Regions from separate parts of the Homo sapiens genome. Here region 1 is linked to region 2. The links are chromatin loops, found by intact Hi-C in ENCODE. Cell type or tissue: OCI-LY7. All regions are shown on one strand. Links, peaks and the distances in the headings refer to the core of each region. The heading gives the core; the rest is flanking DNA.

Region 1 (10,607 bases), core at 1,793-9,792, 160 kb before region 2:
GAGACAATGGCAGTTTACACAGCAGAAGTAACAGCATCTGCTCAGTGTCATTGTTTAAGTCATCATCATAGCTAACACTTCCAGGAAATTTATTTCTTTTGCCAGGAGGTTTTCACATGTTATTTAATCCTGCAATAATCAGTAGAAATAGGCTTTTTCTTTTTAACAGTTATTATCCTGTTTTACAAAAAAGAAATGAAGCTTAAGAGATTGAGCAGCTTGCTAATCACAGAGCAAGTTAATGATAGAGATGAATTTTGAACAGTCAAGTCAGGCAGTGACTTATGCCTGTAATCCCAGCACTTTGGGAGGCCAAGGCAGGCGGATCATTTGAAGTCAGGAGTTCAAGACCAGCCTGGTTAACGTAGTGAAACTCCGTATGTCTTAAAAATACAAAAATTAGTCGGGCATGGTGGCAAACGCCTATAGTCATAGCTACTAGCTAGGCTGAGGTGGGAGGATCGCTCAAACCTGGGAGGTGTAGGTTGCAGTGAGCTGAGATTGCTTCATCTCACTCTAGCCTGGGCGGTAGAGTGAGATTCCATCTCAAACAAACAAACAAAAACCACAATCAATGACCCAGAATGCAATCAATGACCCAGAGCCCATGCACCTAAACACAACACAGTTATCCCTCTACAGCACTTTAAGTGAACATCAGACTTTGTTGTTGTTGTTGTTGTTGTTGTTGAAAGTTCTTCTATCACCTCCCTGGGAATTCTCACTGGCCTGACCACCTCATAAAATGTCCTGGCTTCTACCCACGCTCCTGGCTCCTCTCCTTGCCCATGTCTTTCTCACCTCTTCTCCCAGATTGTTTTCATGAACTCTTAATACCTTGATCCAATTCTTTAGAGTAATTTAGCTCTTGCTAGCTCATGTTCCCAAACTGAGCTCTAGCAGAAGCCTTCTGAGGGACATAATGTCATTTTACAGGAAGAAACTATTGATTGGCCAATTGCATGTGGAAAACTAGGAGAAGGCCCATAAGGAGAAGGTGGAAGAAATGAAGCACACTAGAAAATCAGAAAATTGCGGGATGTTTTTCTTTCTGAGAGAGAAGAGGGACAGTAAACAAGTGAGAGTGCATGAAGGCAGAGAAGATGTAAGACTTTTTAAAAAAAAGAGGTTGCTTTGCCCCAAACTATTTAGTCAGGTCTTCTACACACAAAAATGCCTTGTGAGAAAATGGAGAATGTGGGAAATCAAGAAATGAAGAATTCGCTGGAGATAAATGGTGGGAAATGAATGTAAGCTCCCTGAGCATTTAAAGAAGTTCTGTAAACTTTCCATATTGGATTTTTGACACTGGACTTTCTACAGGGTACATTATTGTTATCTAAATCTTTGGAAACAGGGTGAATCTACATGATAGAGTGGAAGCCACAAAGGAAGAAGAAGAAGAGATTCTATCTGGGTATGGAGAATGAAAAAAAAAAAAGGTGTAAAGAGGGTGAGTGTACAGTCATCTGGAAGCCATGTCACAGAGAGGAGGGGAGAGATTAAAAGGGATCTGAATAAGAGCAGGATGGTGGGGCTTGAAAGGATGGGATGAACATGAGAGACGTGATGACACTGGTCAACAGAGATCTCTCTAGGGATGTCAACCAGAAAGGGATGTAATGTAGGAAATTAGGTGTTTTTACACTTCTTTAGGAGGGCAAGAGAAACGGGCTCTGGGCTGAACTCCAGGAATGAACAACATTGCAGAATGGCCCTCCTGGGAATTGCACCCCTGACTCAACAGTAGTAGGGTATCAGGAGACCACTTTTAGCACAATAGATTTCTGAAAGAACCCACCCTAGCTGAGGCAGGTACTGCGGTCACTGCAAGTACTAGCTGGAGAGCTATGCTAGGCTGCTCCATGTGCAACAGCAAAATGTGTAGAGCCCAGCCCCTGCCTTGCAGCCCCCATTGCAGCAGTGACTGGACACAGGAGCACCATTGTGCTTGACAGCAGAAACCAGCAGAGAAAGATCTCTTCCGCTTCATCCTGCCCTTCAGATTCCACACGAGTGCTTCTTATGGGGGATCTTAATTCCATTAAGAACCCTGCCCTGCCAAGCCATACTGGAGTCAGAGGCAAAAGGAAATGTCAGTAATACTGCGTTACTTTTTATTTTTATTTATTTATTTATTTATTTATTTATTTATTTATTTATTTATTTTGACAGGGTCTGGCTCTGTCATCCAGGCTGGAGTGCAGTGACTCAATCATGGCTCACTGCAGCCTTAACTTCCGGACCTCAGGTGATTCTCCCACCTCAGCCTGTCAAGTAGCTGGGACTACAGGTACACACCATCATTCACAGCTAATTATTTTGTTTTTTTTTTTTTTTAAATAAAGACAGGGTTTCACCATGTTGCCCAGGCTGGTCTCGAACTCAAGAACTGAGCTCAAGCAATCTGCCTGCCTCCATCTCCCAGACTGCTGGGACTACAGGTGCAAGCCACTGCACCCGGCTACTTTTTAATTTTTCAAAATACTGCATTAAGAGTATTTATCTTGGCTGGGCGCGGTGGCTCACGCCTGTAATCCCAGCAGTTTGGGAGGCCGAGGCGGGCGGATCACGAGGTCAGGAGATCAAGACCGTCCTGGCTAACACGGTGAAACCCCGTCTCTACTAAAAAAAAAAATACAAAAAATTAGCCGGGCGTAGTTGCAGGCGCCTGTAGTCCCAGCTACTCGGGAGGCTGAGGCAGGAGAATGGCGTGAACCCGGGAGGCGGAGCTTGCAGTGAGCTGAGATCACGCCACTGCCCTCCAGCCTGGGCAGCAGAGTGAGACGCCATCTCAAAAAAAAAAAAAGTGTGTTTATCTTGATTACTGAGTTTTTTGATGCCCCTTAAATTTTGTGCCTGGGGTGCCTTGCTTGCCTCATCCTAGACCTGGCCCTGTTAAGAACCCCAGTTACAAGGGAGTCTTAGAAATACCGTTTTTAGCTTTTCATCCTCTGTGGTACTGACGGCACCATGGAAGAGGCTGGGATGAAGGTAGCACCATCTACGAGAGCCCTGTCAACTTGGCTAGGGCTGTAGAATCCAGCTGTTTGGTCAAACACCAGTCCAGATGTTGCTGTGAGGTATTTTAAATAAATATTTTATTTTGTAAGAAAAATAACAAACTTTTTTGGAAACAGTCTCTCTCTGTCACCCAGGCTTGAGTGCCATGTCCCTATCATAACTCACTGCAGCCTGGAACTCCTGGGCTCAGGCAATCCTCCTGCCTCACCCTCCCAAGTAGCTAGGACTACAGGTGTGAGTCACCACAATCACCTAGTTTCTTCATTTTTTGTAGAGACGGGGTCTCGCTATGTTGCCTAGGCTCGTCTTGAACTCCTGGCCTCAAACAATGCTCCAGCCTCGACCTCTCAAAGCGTTGGTATTACAGGTATGAGCTACCATGCTGGCTGTTATTTTTTAGATGTGACTGACATTTAAATCTCTGAGTAAAGCAGGTGACCCTCCCTAGTGTGAGTGGCCTCATCTAATCAGTTGAAACCTTCCATAGAGAAACCGAGGTTCCCCTCACTCCTAAGAGGAAGGAACTCTGCCTCCAGACTGCCTTCTGGCTCAAGACAACATCAGCTCTTGCTGGAATTTCCAGTCTGCCCTGCAAACTGCCGGTTCCCACCATTGTATGAGCCAGTTCCTGAAAGTAAATCTTTATCTCTATTTCTATTTCTGTCTCTGTCTCTATTGTCTCTATCCCTATCTCTATCTCTCCTCTTTGGTTCTGTTTCCTGGGAGAACCCTGACTAATACACTTGGAGGAGGTGACAGAGGTGAAGGGCCAGTCTGCTAGCTCTACCACGGTGGAGATGGAAGTAACAATACTGGGTAAAAATACCCTTCATATAGTAGGAGAGAAGGAAGAGGCTAAGTTGGTTCCCAGGTTCCTGTGTGGGTGACCGCGATAAGGACGACAGATGCAGTACCAGATATCTCCATGAGAAAACAGAGCACGTGCTCGTCGTCTTTGGAAGATGCCATTCCCTGATCTCCCACATGCAGCTCTGTTCCAATGCATGAGATCCACCCTGTGTATTTCACACGTTGGTTGCCTGGGACAAGTAATTTGGTTATTTGCTTGCTTATTCATTCATTAAATGCATGCTTATTAAGTGTGTCCTGTGTCAGGTACTATTGCAGGCTTGGGAGAAACAATGGTGAATGAAAGCTGAGATGGCTTCTTTCATGATGTTTTCAATCTAATTCAGAGAGATGTGACAAACAAACACAACACAAACAAAGGGAACAGTGTCAGATAGCGATGTGTGCAGCCGGAACAGTGAAACAGGGCAGTGTGATGGAGGTGCAGGGAGTAGGTGCTGCCTGACACGGCCACTCACGTTGAATATGCCAGGACCTCCATTCCAGCATCACATATGGTCTAAGTGTGGGGGAACATTGACCTGTCCTGTGTGTAATCAGCTAGAATGAAAGGAAAGAGCCCCAGCTTTATATGACAAGTTACTAAAGGAGAACCCGAGCCCAGGACAAATGTCTGTGATGAACACCTTCTTCCTCTCTTAGTCTATTCAGGCTAAAGTACCATAGGCTGGGCAACTTAGAAATACAGACTTTTTTTCCTACCCATTCTGGAAGCTGGGTGCCGGCAGATTTGTTGTTTGGTGGGGGCCTGCTTCCTGGTTCCTAGACGGTGTCTTCTAATGGTATACAAATGTGGTGGAAGGAGTGAGGGTTCTCTCTTGAGCCTCTTTTATAAGGGCACTCATCCTATTCATGGGAGCTCCACCCTTATGACCTAATCACCTCCTAAAGACCCTGCTCCCTAATATCATCACCCTGGGGGTTAGGATTTCAACATGTGAAACTGCAGGGGACATAAACATGCAGGCCATAGCCGTTCTCCATGCTGATAGGTAATGGGCAGTCACTGAATGAGTCTCTGTGAGGCAATGGAGGGGGAGCTGGGTGGCAAGGCCCAGGCCCAGGCTGAGTCTACAAAGAGCAGCATCAGGATCTGCCGGGAGACAGAAGCTCTTTGGGGTGAAGGTGATGCCTCTTCGTTGTTGTGTTTCCAGCAGCGACACAGCATTTGGCACATGGCAAGTCCTCTGTAAATACTGGTTGATGAATTAAGGAATCCCTTGGCTGAAGGTGGAGGGGACCGGCTACTGCGGGACCAGGGAGCCTTTGCATTTTGGATGATTTCTTCATACTTGGGAGAAGTATTTTCCTCCTTCCATAAGACAAGTCCCAGAGCCTTCCAGGTGGGAAGGACTGTCTGGCCAAATGACTCTGACTTTGTCTTTTTTATTTCAACACTTGCTGTTCCCTGGGGGACTACGATTCACTTTAATGCTCCCACCAAAGTGAGGCCAGCTAGTCCTTCCCGTCTGGGAGGCTTTCCTTAGGTTTGCCACCTTAGCACAGCTGAGATGGCCCGGGAATTTAGGAAGCCTTCTTTAGCTGCGAAGGGAGTGGAAAAGACGACTAAGCCAAGAGCATGCATGAGGAATAAAAGCGGTCAGGTTTCTGCTGTCTGGTATTCCTCATCTTTCTATAATTTTCTGGCTTTGGTGCTCCATGCTATGCAGAAAGAACACCAAAAGATGAGTACAGTTTTTCAGACAACCTGACTCAGCCCTAGGCCCATCTTCACAAATAGGGAACAAATCTTACTTCCCTTCCACACTGAAACGGGTATTTGCCATTAAGAAAAGATCACCGGATTCAACAAATCAAAGTATAGGGCACTCAGTTAAATTTGAATTTCATGTAAATAACACAGAATTCTTTGATATAAATATGTCCCAAATATTGCAAGTTCCAAATGTGGCACGAGGCATATGTATCTTAAAAATGATGTACTGTTTATCTGAAATTTAAATTTGACTGGGAGTCTTGTATTTTATCTGGCAACTCAAGGAAAAGATTTGAACCCTGCCACTAGCATAGGGCCTTTCCATTCAGGGCTCATCCCGGGTTCCTGCCTGAGGCCTCCACACCTCCCTCCAGAGTTTGGTGGAACTTTTATAACTGTTCCAATAAGTGGCTTCTCCCTTGACTGGAGACCCTACCCACCTCCATGCCTACACGCGCAGGGGTCCTCGCCTGTCTGGACAGAATCTCAATATCTGAATCATGCATGGAGCATACCAGCCACACAACAGGAATTACACACTTCATCACAGTTTATCTGGTAGGCGTAGAAGAGCTTCGTATTTTTCTTTGGGAACACAAAGCTCAGTTCCCCCAATGACCATGCTGAAAAATCCCAAGGACAGTAAGCTTCATGACAGATACAGTGGCTATTCAGAGGAGAACACATCAATTTCTCTTACATATCAGAGGATTAAATAGTCAGCCAACCCTAAGACATGCCCAGGAGGGCCGGGCACGGTGGCTCACGCCTGTAATCCCAGCACTTTGGGAGGCCGAGGCAGGCGGATCACGAGGTCAGGAGATCGAGACCATCCTGGCTAAAACGGTGAAACCCCGTCTCTACTAAAAATACAAAAAATTAGCCGGGCGTAGTGGCGGGCGCCTGTAGTCCCAGCTACTTGGGAGGCTGAGGCAGGAGAATGGCGTGAACCCGGGAGGCGGAGCTTGCAGTGAGCCGAGATCCGTCTCAAAAAAAAAAAAAAAAAAAAGACATGCCCAGGAGCTATTTTCAGCTCTGTTTTAACCTGTTGAGCTCCAAATAGAAACTTCTATATTTTTATCTTATGTTACGCCTCCCTTGAGGGAGTCAGTCTATAGGGTAGTGAGGTTAAAAAGAAATAACTAACAACTTTCAAGAAAACAATCTAAAATAAGCACCTGTGTGGCGATTATAAAAATATACAAATTTCCTTTGCCTCTAGTGGTCATGTTGAAGCCCACACATTTGTGATGTGCATTGAGCCACACAGTTCTTTTCCATTTGCCCTTTTAGGTGAGATCTGCTAGATTTCCTCCCTCCCCCTCACATGATCAGTGCAGGATTTCTTGCTTTCTCTTGTTGAAGCAGAGTGATAATACTGTTTAACCCTTGATTCAAATATCCTGGGTAATGGCCACATGCCCCGTAATGAAATACGTCCAAAGATTAGCTGGAAGTCCCGGGCCTGCTTCTCTTACTAACTCTGGCTGTCTCAGTAGTGTTTACAAGTGTCTCTAGTTACCTCCCTTTCTCCTTTGCTTAAGTGGGCACGAGATTTTGAATTCCTTAATAGATTTTAAGTTCAGCAAGAACAAGGACCTTGCCTTGTTCACTGTTCTATTGGTTTGCTAGGGCTACCATATAAAATATCACACACTAAGTGGCCTAAGCAACAGAAATTTATTTTCTCACAGTTCTCATAGTTCTGGGGGCTGGAAGGCCAAGATCAAGGTGTTGGCAGGTTTGGTTTGTGCTGAGGCCTCTCTCCTTGGCTTGTAGGTGGCCGCCTTCTTTCTGTGTCCTTACATGGTCTTTCCTCAGTGCACGAGCCTTTGAGTGTTCTTGTCCGTAAAATTTCCTCTTCTTAAAAGGACACCAGTCAGTTGGATTAGGGCCCATGCTAACAACCTTATTTTAACTTAATAGCCTTAAAAATTTTATTATTATTTTTATTATTTTAGAGACATGGTCTCGCTCTGTCACCCAGACTGGAGTGCAGTGGTGCAACTATGGCTCACTGCAACCTTGAACTCCTGGGCACAAGTGATCTTCCCACTCCAACCTCCTGAGTAGCTGGGACTACAGGTGTGCATCACCACATCTGGCTAATTTTTAAATTTTTTGCAGAGACAGGGTCTCACTGTGTTGCCTAGGCTGGTTTTAAACTCCTGGCCTCAAGTGATCCTCTTGCCTTGGCCTCCCTAAGTGCTGAGCCACTGCGCCCAGGCCTTAATCATGTTTCTAAAGGTCCTATCTCCAGATATGGTCACATTCTGAGGTTCTAAGGGTTAGGGCTTCAATATATGAATTTCAGAGAACATGTAATTCAGCCCATAACAGTCACCATTAGTCCAATAACTAATGTAGTGCCTGGTACATGATAGATGATACATCTTTTTGTACTCATTTGTTGAGTGAGTTCAAAAACTTTGATAATGTCATTGGTGAGGCACATTTACTTAGAGCTTCTTGTTAAGCCAGAGCATCGGGTTTTTAAGCTTCTTTCCTTCCTACACACCTTAATGGTCATCCGTTGTGTCATGGAAAGTCATCTGGTCATGTATATAACTTGTATGACACCCTCCCTTCCACAGAGGATGCTGTATAGTAAGCGTGTGTCTCACACTCGCAGGCAGAGAGCCTGTCCTATCCACGTCGTTGCCACCTGCCCTACGTGCAGCAGGCTGCGATGGTGACCCAGGCTCCCAGCTGTCATTCTCCAGCCCTCCTTTTGGCAAATGCTTGACATGCATCTCCACATTTCCTTTATTTCCTTCAAATTGGGAAGAAAAAAAAATAGAATCTGTCAAAGATCTCCTGCTACTTGTGTGGGGAGAAGGGGAGCCTCAACAACTTACCCATTGTCTAGGCGTTGCTCTACCAGTCTTTCAGGAAAAAGAAAAAAAAAAGCCCCAAAACTTTGATCCCTGGGGAGGTGAAGCGGAAGTTGATCTTCACCATTAAATTTTTTTATAGATAGCAAAGTCCATGCTTCCACCTGCATCCAAAGCACAGAGGCAGCTGGCAGAACAAAGCACCAGAGAAAAATAGCTGACCAGAATCTCTTAAATTGCCTGTGTACAGGTGCAGCTTGTTTTTCATCTTGGTGGCAGCCACTAGTGATTGACAATGTTTTACCCAGAGGACTTAACCCTTTTTTTGCCTAGATGAGCCAAAGAGACCAGTCTCATGGTTTAGAAAACAGTTCATACCCCTCTGTAGGTTCTAAGCATTCAGCCCAAAGGCATGGGAACTGTACTTCGAACTAATGCCACCTGCAACAAAAGAAGGAATGACACGATGTCAGAGAAAAAGTTTTAAAAAAATATTGCTAGGTCTCTCCAGCTTTGAAGCCAAGGCTGGGGCATGTCTTATTTTTTTAATCAATAGATAGATGGAGACAGCATGTGACGAATGTGCCTCTGGAATGGGATGCGTTACAAGTTGAACTCTCTGGGTGTTAAGTCTTAAGCTACCTGTCCCAGAAAACCAATCCCTTTATGCCCTCAGCTTTTTTTTTTTTTTTTTGGATTACCATTAAACAAATTATTTTAGATGGTAGCAAGCAGTAGAGAGGAGACAACATCGTGCGGCCTAGTTTAAAAACCTCCAAAGACAGAGAACTGGGCAGCTTCACTGGTCCTGAGCTGGTTCGGTTGTGTTTCCCCCAGGATTCCCATTGCATCTCACCTGGGTTACTTTTCATAGTTGTGTGCAAGGACATTTGCCACTGGGGAGTCCCCCACCCAAGTGGTTGCATTTGTGTGGAGACCAGACAGACAGGACTATAGGGAGAATGCTCTCTCTCTGGTGGTTTTGAGGGAGCGTTGATGGAGGAATGAATTGGGAGATTACACTGGGATGTGGGCAATCTTTATTAAAGGAAGAAGCAAAAACTGTGAGTACTGCAGGAATGGCTCTCAGGACCATCACAAGAGTTAAACATTTGGAAAGAAGCTAAGCACAAGGGAGGAATAACCTCCTAAACACTGAGCCCTCCTAGGGAGAGAAGGGAAGTTGGTAACTGGTGATTATAAGCTAGCACTTCAAGGGAAGGCCCCAGAGCTGTTGGGGTGGGGGCGGAGGTGCTCCTCAGCAGGGTCCTGAGGCAAGGCAAAGAGCTTGCTTTAAAAATATATGTATTACTTTTTTTAGAGACAGGGTCTTGCTGTGTTGCCCAGGCTAGACTGCAGTGATGCAATCAGGGCTCACTGCAGCCCTGACCTCCCGAGCTCAAGTGACCCTCCCACCTCAGCCCCCCTGAGTAGCTGGGACTACAGGCATGTACCACCATGCCCAGCTAATTTACTTTATTTGTAATTTAACTTTTGTAGGGATGGGGGTGTCTGTATATTGCCCAGGCTGGCTTCCAACTCTTGACCTCAAGCGATCCTCCTGTCTTGCTTCTCAATGTGTTGGGATTACAGGTGTGAGCCACAGTGCCCAACCAAGAGCTTGTTAATGAAGTGTTAGTAGTGTGGATCCCATGGCTTCTCATTCTGGTAGCTGCATTGTAAATCACCTTCTCTCAGCACAAGGAACACTACAGATGACCATTCTTGATGATGAACATGCCCGAAACATACCGTAACACAAGCACAGAGCATGAGCTCAATAACTCACAGCCATGGAGCAGTGTTTTGGCTTCTGAATGGAAAAAATGACATGTACACAACTCTGATACTTCCTTAAAGAGGCTTAGTAAAATCATCACACTTGCCCAGCCAGGGAGCTCCCCATTCTATGTCTTTGGCTTTGACATGGCCTTTGAAATGAGTCCATGCGAGGTTGAAGGCATCTGTCTAGATGTTCAGGTCTCCATACTCACACCTGTTAACCTGGCAGTAAAATAATCAAAGGAACTCTGTGGCCTGGAAAGCAATCCATCTCATTGATAAATCAAACCTTTTGTATGAATCTTGATAAAACTGTGTGGCCAAAAGTGATTGAATTTAAAAATTTTGAATTTTCATGAATTGTTTTGATCTTAGACATA
Region 2 (10,448 bases), core at 2,449-10,448:
TCAAGGGAGAGGACCTGCTTACACTCCACCCTTTTAGTGATGTGCATTCCTCAATACTAATTACTGTTTTTAAACAGAAGTGTAGCCATTTCTCTGTAGATTGTTGTGGATTTGACTATTATTTTTCATTACACATTTTGAACTTTTCTCCAAAACAATCAGAACACTTATTACCCTCAACTATTCAAAGACTGCTTACAGAACAAGAGAAACTTTAAAGCTGTAAAAGAAAATAAGTGCTCCATGAACTGGAATTTGGAATGTTTAACATTAGTAGGTGGGTTTCAGGAATAAATAAATAAACAAATGCATATCATGTTTCATGATCTTTGTCTTATTTGCTTTTTAAAATTGTCCCTTCAACATTTAATTGTGTTTTGCTGCTATGAATGGAAAATAAAACTGGGTTAATTATTTAATGACATTTTTTAACTCCCTATATTTTCTCTGAGATTGTGTACCTACCAACCATGATTTCATTTTAATATGAGTGAGCGAACATGCATAGAAATGGCCCAGAAGCACATACACCTACGTAAGTAACAGTTACATAGGTTAGTAAGATTTCAGTATTTTTCATTTTACTCTTTTTGTCAAACTATTTTCTAAGTATTATAATATGCTAAACATGTATTATTTTTCTTTCTTAAAAATGACATTTTTAACTGGAAAAAAAAGTAACAAAAAGCAGAGCCTAATTATTTATCTCTTTATTTTTCCAGGTATTAATATGCCTTTCGGAAGGATTAAAATGGCCCAAATGGAAGCGGATAACACAAATAAATACAAACAATTATGAACACTTGTTTTTTTCATCTAAAGGAAATTTTCTATACAGAAGCCAACTGATTGGTATTCAAGGGGTCAAATTAAACACCCTATTTTATCTTTAACACCTTTAGTTCTGTGAAGGCAGCCACAAAAAAATCTGCAGAAATATTCATAAAGACTTAGTTTCTCAGATACTAGAAACAGAAGCCGTTCAGAAGTTCTTCTGCTCTTCCCCCTCCTCCAGCCTCCACAAATACATACATCAACTTGTATCAGACTATATAGATTTCATTGTAAAATATTAATAGGATTTAATACATGACTTCTGATATTCCTTCAAGCTCTATGCTTTTAACATTTCAGGGGTTTCTAAAACACTTTGACATAGGCCACAGTTGGAGTATAATTTTGCAATTAAATAACTCTTTCTTCATTTTGTCATTACTTTTTGTGTTAATTTAACTTTGCATATTTAAAATTTAGCTCTACTCTAACCTGGTATGTTTAAAACTCATAATTTTAACAGTCTCACTCCCATCTTTTCCTCACTTTTTGAAGAGCTGTCATGTACCATGCACTAAGCAGATTCTGGGAATACAGACACTGGCCCCACTTGAGGTTTCGACCTTCTGAAGGAGAATAAATTACTGCAAGGTGCTAAGTGGTATAGCAGAGGAATGCACAGATGATGAGAGCACAGAGATGGCAACTACATTTGCTTAAAGAAATGTTATATCCATCAAAATCCTTCTAAATTTACTTCTAATAGGCTATCATTTGGGATTCAAAATTTTACAAAATTAAAAAATTCTTAAAATGTTTTTATGATGGAAAATCCTTTGATTTATATAATAAGCTTGGTGCTTTTGTGTATGTTCTTGAGTTAAACAATTATGAAAAAATAATGTGGTTTTCTCAAGAGATTTTTATCTTTACAGGAGGAAGGACGGAGGAAATAAGATATTTTAATCCACTGCCCTTTGCATTTGAAGCAAATGCAAACTTTGCTATTATTACAATCTATGTACTTACATTATTGACTTTATAATGAAGTGAACCTGGAATCACAACATATTCTTTCTCTTACATTATATTAACAATAAGGTTCCCCTTTGGTTCACCGTTTAATTCCTTTGTTCAAGACATTTCATTATATATAGCCCTGTTACTTTATATGGTCATCTTACTGGATACCTAATTTCTTTAGCTATAAACTATTATATTTCCAGTTATAATATCATCCCTATAAGTTGGTAGTTCTACTTAGTTTCCCAGCATTTAGCAGTTATATAGCATTCTCCTTCTCTAACATCTGCAGTAAATGTTCAGTACTTATAATTTTTTTTTTTTTTTTGTATTTTATCTGGCCTGACTTGTTCCTCCTTCAGCTAATCTTGAGATACTGAGGTGATGGATCCAAGAAGTTCTATAGACTTAACACTTCAATTCTGGTAGCCTGTGTTTCAGGGCCTGTTAGCAATTTTGTATTTCCTTGACACACCTTGTAAGTCAATTAGAACTTTGAAGTATTACTAATAAAACTGTTCAAAATCTATAGAGTGATGTGTAGCAGATTCAAGTCTCACAGTCAACCAAATGAGACAGCATCTACCAGCATCTGGCAAATTCATTAGCTGGATATAAAAATTGAATCAACTATCTGCAAATTCCCTGCAGTACATGCTATTCTGCTCTTGTTGGTTCCTATTCCATTATCAATCATCACACAGAATGTTATCCAACTGAAAATGTGTCATACATACCCTGCTACAGAGAATAGCTACAATTTCCCGACTGCAGCCTAGTTCATGAACTCTAATAACACAGGCATTACTCAGAGATATGGCGGGTTTGGTTTCAGACTACTGCAATAAAGCATATATCTCAATAAAGAAAGTCATATGTTTTTAATTTTCTAGTGCTTATAAAAGTTATGTTTACACTATATTGTAGTCTATTAAGTGTAGCATTATGTCTAAAAAATCAATGCATTTACCTTAAAAACTATTTTATTGCTAAAAAATGCTAACAATCATCTATGTCTTCAGTTAATCATAATCTTTTTGCTGATGGAAGGTCTTGCTTTAATGTTAATAAAGGGTCTGCTGACTGATAAATGGGGTGGTTGCTGAAGGCTGGGGTGGCTGTGGCAATTTACACAACAATGAAATTTGCTGCACTGATTGGCTCTTACTTTCACAAAAGATTTCTCTGTAGCATGTGATGCTATTTGATAGCATTTTACCCACAGAAATTGTGTCCTCTCAAACCTTGCCATTGCTCTACCAACTAAATATATGGAATTTCCTAAATCTTTGTTGTCATCTCAACAATGTTCACAGCGTCTTCACCAGGAGTAGATTCTCTCAAGAATCTACTTTCTTTGCTCATCCATAAAAAACAACTCATCCATTCTAGTTTAATCATGAGATTGCAGTAATTCATTCATATCTTCAGGCTCTACTTCTAATTCTAGTTCTCTTGCTATTTTCACCAAATCTGCAGTCACTTCCTTCATTGAAGTCTTGAAGCCCTCAGAGTCATCCATGGGGGTTGGAATACACTTCTTCCAAACTTCTGTTAGTGTCCATATTTTGACTTCCTCTTATGAATCATGAATGTTCTTACTGGCATTTAGAAAGGTGAATCCTTTCCAGGTTTTCAAGGTACTTTGCCCAGCTTCATCAGAGGAATCACTATCTATGTCAGCTATGGACTTACGAAATGTATTTCTTAAATACTAAGACGTGAAAGTCAAAATTACTCCTTGATCCATGTCTTCTCCTCTTTAGCTATGAAACTACTGGAGGGCATCTTCCTCCATTAGAAAGCTGCTTCATCTCCATTGAAAATCTGTGGTTTACTGTAGCCACCTTCATCAATGATCTCAGCTAGATCTTCTGGATAACTTGCTACAGCTTCTAGATCATCACTTGTTGCTTCACCTTGCACTTTAATGTTATGGAGACGGTTACCTTCCTTAAACCTCATGAATGAGCCGCTGCTAGTTTCAAACTTTTCTCTTGCAGCTACCTCACCTCTCACAGCCTTCACAGACTTTAAGAGAGTTAGAGGCCTTGCTCTAGATTAGGCTCTGGCATAAGGGGGTACTGTGGCTGGTTTCATCTTTTATCCAGATCACTAAAACTTTGTCCATATCAGCAATAAGGCTGTTTTACTTTCCTGTCATTTGTGTGTTCACTGATGAAGAACTTTTACTTCGCATTCACAACTTGGCTAACTATACGGCACAAAAGTCTTAGCCTTTGCCCTATCTCAGCTTTCCCCATGCCTTCCTCACTGACCTCAATCACTTCTACCTTTTTATTTATAATGAGAAATGTACAATTCTTCCTTTCACTTGAATACTTAAAAGGCCACTGCAGGGTTATTAACTGGCTTAATTTCAATACTGTGTCTCAGAGAATAGGGAGGCCTGAAGAGAGGGAGAGAAATGGGAGAACGGCTGGTGGGTGGGGCAGTCAGAACACTGAAAACATTTATCAATTAAGTTCGCCATCTTATATGGGTACAGTTTGTGGTGCCCCAAAGCAATTACAATGTAACATCAAAAAGCACTCACCGCAGATCACCATAACAGACATAATAATGAAAAGGTTTGAAATATTTTGAGAGCTACGAAAATGTGACAGAGAGACACCAAGTGAGCACACAATGTTGGAAAAATGGCGCCCACAGACTGGCTTAACATAGAATTGCCACAAACCTTCAATTTGTAGAAAACGCAATATCTATGAAGCACAATAAAGCAAACACCAGTAAAACGAGGTATGCCTGTATTTATGCTTCATGCCTCATTTTATAGTTTCATTTTATCCTTTGATAAAAATATTGATATAAAATAGAATATATGCTATTCTAATTTTACAAGCAGAACAAAACAAGTGCAGAAAGGTAAATTATTTGATCAGGGTCAAATACAGAGTGGTAGTATTTTGTCTAGAATGCCAGCGCTCTCTTACTCCAGTCTTTGTTGTTGTCTATTTTACATCATATCATTCATGCATTAGTGCAATTAAAAACACCACTGTAAACATTAAAAAAAATGTCTTAAAGAGGAAGTCAGGGCTCTGGTTTATGCTCAAAACTATCAAGTTAAGTTTTCCATATGTCTTGAGTTCTTGAATGATATAAACTTTCATATCAAAGTACCTATTATGTGAATAATATTAAAATAGGTACTTCAGCATATAACCAAGAAACAGGTAGTTTTGGCATGTCTTAAAATGTGGCATTTCTATCTTTTAATTTCTCCTACCAGGCTAAAAATAAATATTTAAAATTCTGCCCTACTATTAGGTATATTTTAATGACATAATCTTGTATAAGTATGAGAATTATGTTATCTGAATGTGCTTTTGAACTATTCATAAGTATTACAAATGAATGCCATATAGAACGTAGAAAACAAATGTATTTCTACATTTGTAGATGTATCGTATGTACATCGTATTGCAAATGAATACATACAAATAGCTATCTCCAATATAGAAAACCACTACATCGTATCTATATTGTACAGAAAACTGTGGATATTAAATTTATTTCTACTAGACATTATCTGATTTCAAAAATATTGTAAAAGGAGTTATATTAAAATTTAATGAGGCCAGGCATGGTGGCTCACGCCTGTAATCCCAGCACTTTGGGAGGCCAAGGTGGGCAGATCACTTGAGACCAGGCCTAGGATTGTCTCAAACATGGCAAAACCCTGTTTCTACAAAAAATACACACACGAAATTAGTCGAGTATCCTGTGGTCCCAGCTACTCGGGAGGCTGAGGTGGGAGGACTGCTTGAACCCAGGAGGTTGAGGCCGCAGTGAGCTGTGATTGTGCTACTGCACTCCAGCTTGGGTGACAGAGCAGAGACTGTGTCTCAAGAAAAAAAAAAAATTAGTGCTATATACTAAAGAATATTTGTATTTTAAACTATATTGAGAACATAATGGCTTATTACATCATAATTATGTTACTCCTCAAAGTTTTATTTTTATGTATGTATGTATGTATGTATGTATGTATGTATGTATACATGTATGTATGTAGAGATGAGGTCTCACTATGTTGCTCAGGCTGGTCTCAAACTCCTGGCCTCAAGCGATCCTCCTGCCTCAGCCTCCCAAAGTGTTGAGATTACAAGTGTGAGCCACCACACCCAGCCACCCCCCACATTTTTAAGGGAGTGAACTATTAATAATACTAGATAAGCAAACTTCCTTTCTTAAGGGGTTCTCCTAAATGTTGAAATTGAAAACCAACAACACATTTTACCATAGGAATATTTAGCTACTTTTTAAATTTACTTCATGATCAGGAAATGCAAAGACTAAATAAGTGCCTAAGACAGATAGCTTAATGCACTGAGAACATGGACTCTGGAGTCAGCTTAGACAAAATGGTGGCTTTACACCAACTGTGTTACTTTAGGAAAATTATTGTTTTCTCTGTGCCTCCGTTTCATCATCTGCAAAATGAGGATAATAATGGGACCTACAATGAAGAGTTTTAGAAGGATGGTATGAGATAATATATGTAAAATGCTCATAAGATTGGTAGACACAGTAAATGCTTGATAAATGTTAGCTACTACTACCACTGTTATTAGCCCCAAATTTACTGATGATGCCTCTCAGCATATATTTTTATAAAATTTAAGGAAAAAATGCTATTCTATAGGATTTGTAATTGTTAATGCCAACATTTATTCATTTATTGCATATTAGTAACATGCCAGGTACTATGTTAGACATATGGCATTCTAAATATCACACGCTTCTAGGCAGTGAGCAACTTAAATAACAAATTTTATAGGAAACTAAAGGTACATGTTGCCCTGAACTCTGGTAAAGTGTGCCACAATATAAAAAATAAGTTTGTCAACAATGACAACGTAGGCTATCATTAATTAATATGAATTGTGTTAATAAAATCATGTCAGTAGTAGAAACTGCTTTTTGGTTTAAATTTCTTTTAGAAATGTAATCAACTACTTAGGAAGTACAAAGGACTAGAAAAAAGAATGGTAATCTGAGTCTGATTCCTGTGTTTCATAACACAGCTCAACTTGACACACAATAGGTGCTTAATAAAGATTTGTCTTGTCTAAGATACTATGACTATGTGTCCTCTGAACCAGAGTTGATACTCTGTTATTAACTCTGGTTAATATACTCTGGTTAATAAACTCAGTATTAACTCTGGTTCAGAGGAGACATTGCCACCTAGCGAAAAATCAGCCTCATTACCTAGAATTATCAGACAATGCTGAGAACTTCTCAAATTAGACTTGACTCCACTGACTTGACTCCACTGAAAACACTACATGCATATTTATTATGTGTCAGTATTCAGGGTAGGTACTAGTAGGAAAAAGATGAACAAGCTTCCATCTTTGCTTCTTACAACGTATAGAAAATACAAGGAAACCACATACTCCACAGAGAAACATAGAAAAAACTGTACTGTAGAAAAAACAAGGTTTGATTATTAGACATTTAGAAACTAGTATTTCAAGAAATTTGCTGAAAAGGAAATTTAGTGTAGCAAATAAGAGCATGGACTCCAGGAGCAAACTGCATTGATTTAAAGCCATGGCTCCTGTAAAGCGAGGATAACAGCCCCTATGTCATAAGATTATTGCAGAAACTTAAATATATGTAAGGTAAAATGCTTAAAACAGAACCAGGAACAAACAAAATGCTATGTAAGTATTTACTAAAATTATTATTAAATCTAGAACAATATCCTAGAGACTGAGGTGAATATTGATTAATAACAACACATTAACTGAAGTCTAGCTTCATAAATTTAATTCAGTAGAAGCCGTTTCTCTGACTAGTACTCTGTTATTATGGGAATCCTAAAAGTACATTATTTGTGGTACTCTGTGACTAAATTTTGTATTACTGGATGATTAACCCTTTCAACATCAGGCAAATAAAACTGCCTTCTGAAAGTAAAAATCATATTTCTTACCAAAAAAAGCAAAAAGTCAGTAGAATGAAAGACCCAAAAGACCACAACCTGAACATATGTTTACCAGGGAAAGATGCTTGCTAACTCTTCACAGATTTTGCTAGAACTGAAAGATGGATGATACATTTAGTTACCACTGTGGTCTCATTCACAACTTGTTTAGCTTATAAAAAAAAATAAGCTTGCTCCATTTTCCTGGAAAATTATCTGATAATTTTTTTTAAACACCACTTAAAAATCCCTTAAGTCTTTTGTGTTTTTTGAATTTTATACTATTAAAATATTTATGTAAAGCCATATGTAAACTTTATTTTCAACCAAAAAATTATGAGCAAAATATTCCTGTATTAAAAAATAAAACATAAGACAAAACTCTAATAGGTTGGTAATAAATATTATACTTTTCTTATGGATCTATACCATTCACAAGAACTCTGCTCAATCTTAGATGGCTTAAGATTACTTAACTTCTTCCTAAGCTTCCTCTTTTTAAAAATAGCAACGAGTTGGGAAAATGTGTTGAAACATTTTTTAGTTTTAATTTGTTTGTAAAGGTGTGTTTGCATATCAAAAATTGTGTTTGTGATATATTGCACAAATAATTTAAATTTAATGTGTCTACTATTTGAATATTTAGATTTCTAAAATGCTCATGGAAATCCTTCCTCTTGCACATTAAGATAGTGTGGAAATAACATTATGTTTTTAATTTTATGCATTTATATTCTAATAAATTGACCTGGAAAGAAACATACTTTAATAAATAAAAGACTGACCAACAGAGTAAAAGAGAGGAGAAAAAACTCTTCAACTGCTTTCCATATAGAGATGCTTATTAGCATATTAAAACAGAAATTCTTACATATAGTCAAGCATATATTGGTTGGATGGGCATAACAACCCATTTTATCTTTTGTTTCAATATTGTGCTTATCAATTTACCTAGTACTTTCACAGTCATGGTCTCATAGTATCTTCACAAATACCTCTCTTAGGTAGGACAGGTATTAGTACTGTAGTACCTTTTCATAGATAAGAAAATGGAGCTTCAGGAAGGCAAGAAGCTTGTGCAAGGTCACTAGAGTAACAGAATGGAGCCTAAACCCCATTTTTTTAGACTCCTAAAATGCTTAGCTCTTTCTCCTACTAGGCCTCTAGAATGGACTTCTTTGCTTACTGCCTAAAAACCAAACTGGCAAACCTAACTATCCTGGGCTACTCTGATGATAAAATCCTGTCAGTGACAAAAAATAAATTGCTTTAAGAAAAGATAGAGTGCAACTTTAATGTGTATGTGTAGTGAAAATTTCAAAGGCATAAAAAGCAAATTAGAAATTGAATGAAGACTACTGTAAAACCTCTTAAGAGTCTGAGGAAATAACTGTGCTGCCTATTTCCTGTATAACAGTTCCAAATATAAAGTACTTTGGTATAACTCTTCATTTATGTGAAGATTTAGAGTGGGTACAAAGAGAGAACTGTTTCAGGATACATGGTGAAACTAGACACCAGATTTGGACATTGAATGATTTGAGGAATCCATCTATTTTTTCCTATAATCAGGCAGTGTTTATCTTTGCTAATGTCTGCTTGTAATAGTAAATGGTACTGTGTTGCTTGGCAATTCTACCATTACTAACAGTGTTCTATAAATCTGAGTATGCATTGCAGAAATGATTTCTTCTCTATAAAATTCTTTAAAATAAGATTACATTTTGACTTTACACATTATTTTCTAGCATAATTTACCCTGGAAGGCATAATATAATCCACACTGTGATCAAGAACTTCAGATTTCTAACTTAATTGCCTAATTACTTAGTATTTATCACAACCATTAATCAATTCAATCTATATTAACTTAATACACTTAACTTTCCATAAGCAAATCAAAGAAACTAACAAAGACTTTTCATTTTTGTACAATACTATATGAAGAAAATAGAAATGCAATTTTGAGAATGACAGCACTAATAGTATAATATAGAAGAGTGGAATCCTAATTTCAGGATAGAAATTAAAGAAATATATGAAAACCAGCATATATCCAAAGAATTCTTAGAATACCATACTGTCCCTGAAAAATAATGTATCCACACTTTTTATTTCCTTATTATTTCTCAGAATGATAGAATAGTGTAATTGCGGACACGAAAGACATTAGATTTCTAATTCCAGGTGATGTTTTCACTGATGTGATTTTCCCCCTACTTTTTATGTTAAGAAACTCTCAAAACTACAATTTATTAAAACTATGTGCTTTAGTAACAACACAGGATAAAATATTAACTCAACAGTCAACTGAAAACATCAAAGATCTGTATTCCCTAAGTTTTATTTACCTTTTAAATTTAGTTAACATATTCCAAATAATTTTTAGGTGAATTCTATTTACTTAAATTGATTTACAAAGAAACTTGTGGCTAGCTTTCTGTGATTCCAACATAAGGGCACAATTATTATGTGTACTTTTGTCAACATTTGAATTCCAGACAGATTCCTGGTTTAGTCTAAATGTAAAGGTTACTCTAAAAATTCTTTACTTATCAAGTGGTAGACTTACCATGGAAATCGTAAATATACAGAAGAATTGGCTCATTTTGCCCAAATGCACAGAATGCAACCATATTTTCAAATGGATGATAAGAAATGTCTCGAATGGGTGACTTGAATGGCAAGT

The links. A loop is a pair of places that touch in the nucleus more often than their neighbours do. Peaks named below come from ENCODE experiments on the same cell type or tissue, not always from the same donor. Only the 100,000 strongest peaks of a DNase experiment are listed, where the experiment ranks them.
Region 1: it touches region 2 in a loop (5-fold over the local background); 3 of 110 quality-filtered maps call a loop at or near these places.

What each region holds. Positions count from the first base shown.
Region 1 is chr6:135,258,641-135,269,247 of GRCh38, forward strand. No RefSeq gene overlaps it. Among named protein-coding and RNA genes, the nearest start is that of MIR548A2, 25 kb to the left of the region's middle. RefSeq lists a silencer at 5,229-5,431. In OCI-LY7, for the core only: CTCF peaks have their summits at 6,784 and 6,987; DNase peaks (open chromatin) are centred at 6,801, 8,241, 8,641 and 9,264; H3K4me3 peaks cover 1,798 bases; H3K27ac peaks cover 3,909 bases.
Region 2 is chr6:135,416,836-135,427,283 of GRCh38, forward strand. AHI1 (Abelson helper integration site 1) reads right to left here. Exons shown (of 29, transcript NM_001134831.2): 20 at 10,332-10,448. Among named protein-coding and RNA genes, the nearest start is that of AHI1, 76 kb to the right of the region's middle. RefSeq lists a silencer at 9,102-9,302. In OCI-LY7, for the core only: CTCF peaks have their summits at 7,015 (motif pointing left) and 7,221; a DNase peak (open chromatin) is centred at 7,036; H3K27ac peaks cover 463 bases.